Linked DNA regions of Homo sapiens: region 1 is linked to region 2. Evidence: read pairs that join two places in POLR2A ChIA-PET (ENCODE). Cell type or tissue: PC-9. All regions are shown on one strand. Each heading gives the region's core, and the rest is flanking DNA. Links, peaks and the distances in the headings are about the cores only.

What was found. ChIA-PET counts read pairs that join two places held together with the same protein. Peaks named below come from ENCODE experiments on the same cell type or tissue, not always from the same donor. Only the 100,000 strongest peaks of a DNase experiment are listed, where the experiment ranks them.
Region 1: POLR2A ChIA-PET joins it to region 2 with 20 read pairs; 1 of 35 experiments calls an interaction of 5 or more read pairs at or near these places.

The regions. Positions count from the first base shown.
Region 1 is chr6:11,630,697-11,634,667 of GRCh38, reverse strand. No RefSeq gene overlaps it. Among named protein-coding and RNA genes, the nearest start is that of TMEM170B, 95 kb to the right of the region's middle. In PC-9, for the core only: no CTCF peak of the experiment used is centred there; a DNase peak (open chromatin) is centred at 2,227; H3K27ac peaks cover 519 bases.
Region 2 is chr6:12,346,840-12,350,810 of GRCh38, reverse strand. No RefSeq gene overlaps it. Among named protein-coding and RNA genes, the nearest start is that of EDN1, 58 kb to the right of the region's middle. In PC-9, for the core only: no CTCF peak of the experiment used is centred there; a DNase peak (open chromatin) is centred at 2,010; H3K27ac peaks cover 1,136 bases.

The DNA.
Region 1 (3,971 bases), core at 829-3,328, 720 kb after region 2:
AAGAAAAGGGGGTCTCAAAGCCCCTTTCTTCTCTTTTCATCTTCTTTTCTAATGAACATACAGGGTCAGGCTCAAACTATTAAAACTCTTCCCAGCATTCACGTTTATAGTACATATTTGACATGAAGGCAAAGGTATGTCAGACTCATCATCATAGACAAAGGCAGTCAAGTTCAAAGCCAAACGTTGAATGCTCGGGCCAAAGCCTTCAAGTCCAGGCAGGCGCTCAGGGTGGCTGGAGACCTCACAGGGCCCTGACTTTCACACCCACCTGGCTGCTCAGGGTCAGGGGTTTGAGAGAGTGTCAGCAGGAGACAGACCAGGTCACCGTGCGCTGGCCCTGCCTTCCAGGTAAAGCAGACACCTGTCTGTGGAGTGGCCCTGCCTTGCTCCTGCCTGAGGTTGCGGGGCCCACATTCCTTTAATTCAGCTGAGGCCCATGGAAGCCCTGCTTGGTCCACCGCCTCCCAGGGACCTCTAGAATCCACTGCTCTCCAAGCCAGGGTTAACAGGATTCTCTCCAACCCTCCATCCTTTTTTCTAAAAGAAAGGGGGTTTCAGAAGATATTCCTCCCTGGGGTGGGGTCAGGAGTGTGGGGAATGGATAAGGGAGTGAGCTTTGTCCAGACAATCAAGATCTGCTGCTCTATTTCAGTTTTCCCGGAACATGAACAAGGAATGCTTTTTCTCCCCCAATTCAAACTGCACACACCTTATAAGAAAACAATGGCCTGCAAGTGCGTCATTTCAGCAGCCAGCTGGTTTTGTACCCCTGGAAATCCCTGAAGTGGGCAAGCCGGTCATATCTGGCTCTATCAAGAAAATCTTACATCAATTCAGAAATTCTCTGGGTGGCCCTCTCCTTCGGTTCTGCCCTCCTTGGGAATATAGCAATTTTTATTAGTAACTCTATCAAATAGAATTATTAATTATCTTATTGACTACATTCTGTCAAGGGCTAACCATACTCCAAGCCCTGAGCTTAAAGTCAATTATCTCATTTAATCCTCATGAAAATCCTGTGGAGCAGGGTTGATTCCAATTTTACAGAAATAGAAATAAGGTGTGTAGGCAGCCCCTAAAATAGACTGACAAATTCACAGTCTGATGGAGTTCCGGGTGTAACTAATGTATATTGTTACAGGTTGATTTTCCAGAGTTCGCTGGGACTCAGGTTTTTTCTGTTTGTTTTTTTTAATTGTTGGGAGACATTATTATTATGTGAGCGGAAAATAAGATCTGAGTAGGCAGCGTATAGAGTTGTGATCCAAAAAAATTCAGAAGCCAGGTTAATCTGACACCTGCGGAAGCTGGGCACAGCGGATGCTTGGCGGCAAGGTCATTGAGCCTGAGCCGCCTGGGAGGAGCGCAGGCCAGGTGTCCACTTCCTCTACTCAAACTCCAGCCCTCTTACCTCAGCTTCTCATGCTCCAGCCCAGCCTCCCAGGGATGCCTTGTGATGCCTGCCTGCCTGGGGCTGACTGTGTGGCATCCTGTGAGCTAAGAGGTTTCTAGGACCCACAGAGAATGATGATATTTGTGGCTTTATTCACAAGGACTAGCCTACACCTGGCACATAATAGATGCTCAACAAATACTTGCTGACTTACTGATTCCTCCACAAGGCCTCTCCCTGGGCAAGTGAGAGCAGCCCCCCTTCATCCTGCATTCCTGAGCTGGGCTTACTCAGAGACGCGGTGCTGTATTTGGTCACCAAGCGTCACCTCCAGCTGAGTCCAGCTGAGTCCAGCAGAGAAGCCAACAAAGTGCACAAAGAGCCATGTGTTGACCTCCAGTGTCTTCTCCCAGCCCAGGCCTGCTCTCAGCTAGGCTGTACTGACAGCTGCATCTGCCAGAGCTGGGAGCTTTGGGGGTGTGAGTCTGGGCCCCCACAAAACTGAGGCACCACTCAGGACTTGTCCTGGGCACTCTTGGAGCAGGCATATTGGCTGCTGCCTCCCCTCCTTCTCTGTCTCCAATCCTCTGGGTCTCCAAGATCTTATCCCTTTAAATATCCTGCTAAGGCATGAATGGGTAACTAAGTTAGAATATTTATATTTTGAAAGCAGGACTCAAATCTGAAAAACACACACAGAGAAATGCAGCTCTGATTAGGGGAGAACATGAATGAGGATGGCTTAACAGAGGGCAGGAATCCTCGCCTCACTTCCCTCAAAGTCACGCACTGCCAGGAATCCCCAGGAGTAGCAACTCAAAGGCTGATGCTGTGCCACACCCCACAGAGGAACGTGTACAAGGAAGTCCCAGTTATCGCAGCCTCACCAGAGAGATGCCAGGCTGTCAGTAGCCTTTTGCCTAAACCACCTGTTTTAGAAGAAGGGCGTGTGTGCGTGTGCGCACGCTACGCTGCTCCTGCTGAAATGAAAAGAAAAGGGGGTCTCAATGCCCCTTTCTTCTCTTTTCATCTTCTTGTCTAATGAACACAGAAGTTAGCCTTAAACTATTAAAATTCTTCCCAGCCTCCATGTTTATAAGCACCTATTTGAATTGTATGTGGAGGGGGGGTGGGAAGAGAGAGAAGGAAAGAGAGAGAGGAAGGAGTAGAGGGGAGAGAAAGAGAGAGATGGAGAGGGTTAAGCAAATAGTTTTAGGGCCTACTGTTCAGCAGCCACCCTGGGGAGCCCTGGTCTTGGGCACAGAGAGGATAAAAATTAAGTACCTCCGAGGAGCTCATGGACGAGCACGGGGAATGAACATTAAAGCAGGGGCTGTCATTCTAATGAGCCAGGTCTGAAGAGACCAGTAGGGTCAGGATGTCTGGGACCACAGGGACAGGATAATCCACCCTTAGCTTGAGGTTTCAAAGCGGTTTTCCCAGAGAGACTTCACTCATGTTAAAAGATATATTTTTGGCCTTTTTTCTGATCATTTAGTGGCAAAGATTTCCCCAACCTGGCTTTCTTCTGTCAACACTCCGTACAGCAGCTGTCTGTTCATGCCTCTGTAGTATGAAAGCACCTCAAAATCGGCCATGGAGGGCTGAATGCCTCTCCGGCCTGGCCCAGAGAGCTTTTCTAGTCCAGAGGTGTAGACGCCATGGGGAGAAAAAGGCTCTGTGTTGGGGACCAGAGGTACAGGGAGGAGAAAAGGCAAATGCTTGCTGCATCTCGGGAAATTTTTGCCAACAATGTTGTCCCAGATGCAGAGATGACAATGTCATCCCGGGTGGAACCTGGACTTTTAGACACTCTGGGGGACCCTCTTTAAGAAAAAGAAATAAAAAGGATTCCTCTTACAAACTGTCAGACACAGGACTTATGTAGACATTGGCGGGTTCTTCGCAGCAAGCAGGCCACCGCAAGTGAGGGGCCCTCAGGCTTCAGCTTCATGTGGCCTTCATGGCAAATCCACCTCTGCTCAGTGGCCAAGAAATGGTCTTTCTCTGGAGGAAACAACTGGGAGCCAGCCCGCCCTGTGTAACTTAATTATCTGTGAACTTCACAGGCAGAATGGCAGCTGTCACTGACAGGGCCCAGCCAAGCGTCCCCTGCGTGTTCCCATGGGTCTCCAGGAAGATGTAATTTTATTTTCAGAGCACAGACTTTCTTCAGCATTTCAGTTTGGCATCCAAAATTTTCACAGGAAAGCAAATGACAGCACCCGTCAGAAAACAAAATAGCCTTCCCATTACATGTTTATTGCTGTTCTAATGAGCCAAGGGCACAGGATACTACTTTTTAAACAACATAACAAAAATATTTGCCCTCAATAAAGCTTGTGTTCTCCTTCTTTAGAGGTTAAAAATGTCAGAGATTTGAACATCTCACATTAAAATCAGCAATGTATTTATTGTTTTTGTTCCCACCTAACACAGAGTGTTGCTAAAGATTAGGAAAAAAGAGTCAGATGAGCAGGTGGAAGTTGATCATATTTTTCATCATCATTGTTACTAGGGTGACTGTGGCTGTTCTAATACTACTAACCGTAAGAGTAAGCAGTTCTCCATAAGA
Region 2 (3,971 bases), core at 941-3,440:
GAGAGGTAACTGAATCATGGGGGTGGATTTCCTCCTTGCAGTTTTCATATAGTGAGTGAGTTCTCACAAGATCTGGTTGTTTAAAAGTGTATAGGACCTCCCTCTTCATTCTCTTCCTCCTGCTCCAACCATGTAAGATGCACCTGCTTCCCCTTCACCTTCCACCATGATTGTAAGTTTCCTGAGACTCCGCAGCCATGCTTCCTGTTCAGCCTGCAGAACCGTGAGCCAATTAAACCTCTTTTCTTTATAAATTACCCAGTCTCAGGTACTTTTTTTTATAGCAGTGTAAGAATGAACTAATACACATGGACAGAACGAGGTGAACAACAGACACTGGGGCCTGCTTGTGGGAGGAGGGTGAGGAGAAGGAGAGGTTCAGGGAAAAAAATAAACTGCTAGGTACTATGCTTAGTACCCAGGTGATCAAATAATCTGTATACCAGATCTCCAAGTTACAAGTTGACCCATATAACAAACCTGCACATATACCCCTGAACCTAAAATAAAAGTTAAAATATTAATTTTTAAAATAGAAATGTTGTGAATGAGGCAAAGCATGTCTAGATGCCTCCCTTCTTTCAGCAAGCATCATTTCCAGGATCTCCATGCATCTTCAGATTGTCTCTGTCTTAGCCATGTGCATCCTATCAAATTCTGGTGATTATAGCATGAAATTGGGGCACCCCTCCCCAATGTTGTAAGAGGGGCCAGCTATAGTCCTTCTGCTGGGGAGTAAGAAACATGATCTTGATCCATGTGGGTGACTTACTTATGATTTCTGGAAACATTGGTTTCCATGGCATGAAAATAAATTTGAGGTTCATTTTCAGAGTGACTACTTTCAGTGTTCTTATATGGTATATATATGTGGTAATGACCAGAAAAGATAAAAGTGTAATTACACATGACTTCATAACTATCAGATACAAGTATAGCTTTCTCAAAACAAAATACAGAAATGGCATTTTAGGAGGTGATGTGGGAAAGCAGAGAGCTGACATAAGGAAGAGCAATGGCCATGGGTGGATTGGGAGTATGGAGAGTGAGAACTAAATTTCAAAGGTCTTTTTAAAAAGAATGAAGGGCAAGGAAATGTGATCAGTAGACTGTTCAGAGGATCATTAGTGGAGGAGAATGAAAAGACAAATCACTAGGCCCTCTTGCCCATCAGGATCATATATAGTCTCTGCAACAACAAAGGATCGCTGAGAAAGAACAAAACATGCCCCTGTGTCCATTCATGTAAACACTTTCTCTATTACTCTTGGTTTTCAGGGATCTGTCTTTGTTTCTTGCTTCTGTGGAAAGAGTATTTAAGTTAAGGTAGGGAGGAATGTACCCTCTAAGCTTCAAGCTACAATAGCAGTATTTTCTCACTTTGGTATTTTTTACTTCCCTTGCATTGTCTTGGCATTTATTAGAGGGTAGGTAGACTGTGTAGGAGTGCATCCTTTCTTAAGGCTGAGAATCCCTCAGCAAACAGAGGTTGGGGAGTGGACGTAGGCTAAGGGCAAATCTATTGTTTGTTGGGATCTTAGTGTACACTAAGTAAAAGCTTACTAAGATTACTATTACAACTGAAAATAAAACACTCATAAAAGTAAAAATAAGTGACCAAACCCACTTTACAGTCACTGCTGTATGAGCCTTTCAGTGAGAATAACACTGGGCAGGTTTCAATGCTTGCCCATAAAGTTAAGGTGGGGAGGAATTTTCTAGCTTACACTTCATCAGAAGGGCCCGGTAGTGTATTATAAGTAATTCAGAGATATGCAAAGACCCATGCAGAATGCAGAGTAGCTCCTGACCTCATTATATGTCTAGATGTTCGTGAGTTCTAATTCCGCCTCTTACTGCTACAGACACTACTGTTCCAACTCCCCCATCCCAGCCTACACTCAAAGCCAGCCTCGTCCACAGCCACATAGTCTTTCGTTGACTCATTTAACAAATATTTATTATGCCTCTGGTATGAGCAAGGCACTCTGATATGCTTTGAGGGTATAAAGATGAAAAGACTCTGAATCAAGTGTGGGAGGGACATGTAAACCAACAATTAGAGTGCAGCATGATAACAGGCTATGAGGGGGGGATGCCCAAGGAGACCACACAGGTGGGGGTACCCAACTCAGCCTGAGGTGGCAGGGGAGCTGGGGAATTGCATTCCAGGCAGAGAGAGAGCACTAGAGGCAAAAACAAGCAGGGCTGGGTGTGGTGGCTCATGCCCATCTCATCCCCAGCTTGTTGGGGAGCTGGGGCAGGCTGATTGCCAGAGCCCGGGAGTTCTAGACCAGCCTGGGCAACATAGTGAGACCTCATCTCTACCAAAAAAAAAAAAAAAAAAAAATTAGCTGAGCTTGGTGTCTCATGTCTGTAGTCCGAACTACTCAGGAGGCTAAGGCAGGAGGATCACTTGATCCCATGGAGGCAAAGTTTGCAGTGAGCTTAGATTGCACCACTGCACTCCAGGCTGGGTAACAAAGTGAAACCCTATAAAAAAAAAAAAGAAAAGAAAACAAAGAGAGAAAGAAAGAGAGAAAGAAAGAAAGAAAGAAAGAAAGAAAGAAAGAAAGAAAGAGGAAAGGAAGGAAGGAAGGAAGGAAGAAAGAAAGAAGGAAAGAAAGAAAGAAAGAAAGAAAGAAAGGAAGGAAGGAAGGAAGGAAGGAAGGAAGGAAGGAAGGAAGGAAGGAAGGAAGGAAGGAAAGGAAAGGAAAGAAAGAAAGAAAGAAAGAAAGAAAGAAAGAAAGAAAGAAAGAAAGAAAAAGAAAGAAAGAAAGAAAAGAAAGAAAACACAAGCAGATAGGAGTGAACATCGTTTCTTGAGATCAAGCACAGTTACATGCAGAACAGCAACAGGAGAAAATGTCATCTAGCTGAGAGGGTCTTAAAGACCCTGTGCCTCTGAATATTTCCTCATTGACTGGATGCTTAAAACAGTCCCATCTCTGATGTCCTTGAGTTAAGGAACAGTCTCTCTCTCTCTCTCTCTCTCTTTTTTTTTTTTTTGAGTTGGAGTCTCACTCTGTTGCCCAGACTGGAATACAATGATCTTGGCTCACTGCAACCTCCGCCTCCCGGGTTCAAGCAATTCTCCTGCCTCAGCCTCCAGAGTAGCTGGGATTACAGGCATGCACCATCACACCTGGCTAATTGTTGTATTTTTAGTAAAGACAGGGTTTTACCATGTTGGCCAGGCTGGTCTTGATCTCCTGACCTCCAATGATCCTCCTGCCTTGGCCTCCCAAAGTGCTAGGATTACAGGCATGGGCCACTGCGCCTGGCCCAGGAACAGTCTCTTTTAATACTAAAATCTTTATTTGAAGAGATGAAATATATGAGCCTTATTAGCCACCAGTATTTTAGCTTAAATTAGCAAACCCACAAAGAATAAAATATTAGACAAGAAAGTGTTGGGGGAGAGAAAAAGAAAGTTAAGAATAGCCCAGGCAGGCCGGGCGCAGTGGCTCACACCTGTAATCCCAGCACTTCCGGAGGCCGAGGCGGGCAGATCACGAGGTCAGGAGATCAAGACCATCCTGGCTAACACGGTGAAACCCCGTCTCTACTAAAAAATACAAAAAAAATTAGCCGGGCGTGCTGGCGGGCGCCTGTAGTCCCAGCTACTCGGGAGACTGAGGCAAGAGAATGGCCGGAACCCGGGAGTCGGAGCTTGCAGTGAGCCGAGACGGCACCACTGCACTCCAGCCTGGGCGACAGAGCAAGACTCCGTCTCAAAAAAAAAAAAAAAAAAAAAAAAAGAATAGCCCAGGTATAAAAGGTTTACAGTGGGCCAGTTCATTAGGATAGCCAAAAGTGGGGAAGGTGATCCTGGATCCTTGAAGAAATCCACACCAACAGAGAAAAGGAGAGTACAGTAAGTCCCTCCTTAATGATGGGTTCTCGGGAACTGTGACTAAGTGAAATGACATAGAAGGTACAATGAAACCAATTTGAACTTAGGCTAATTG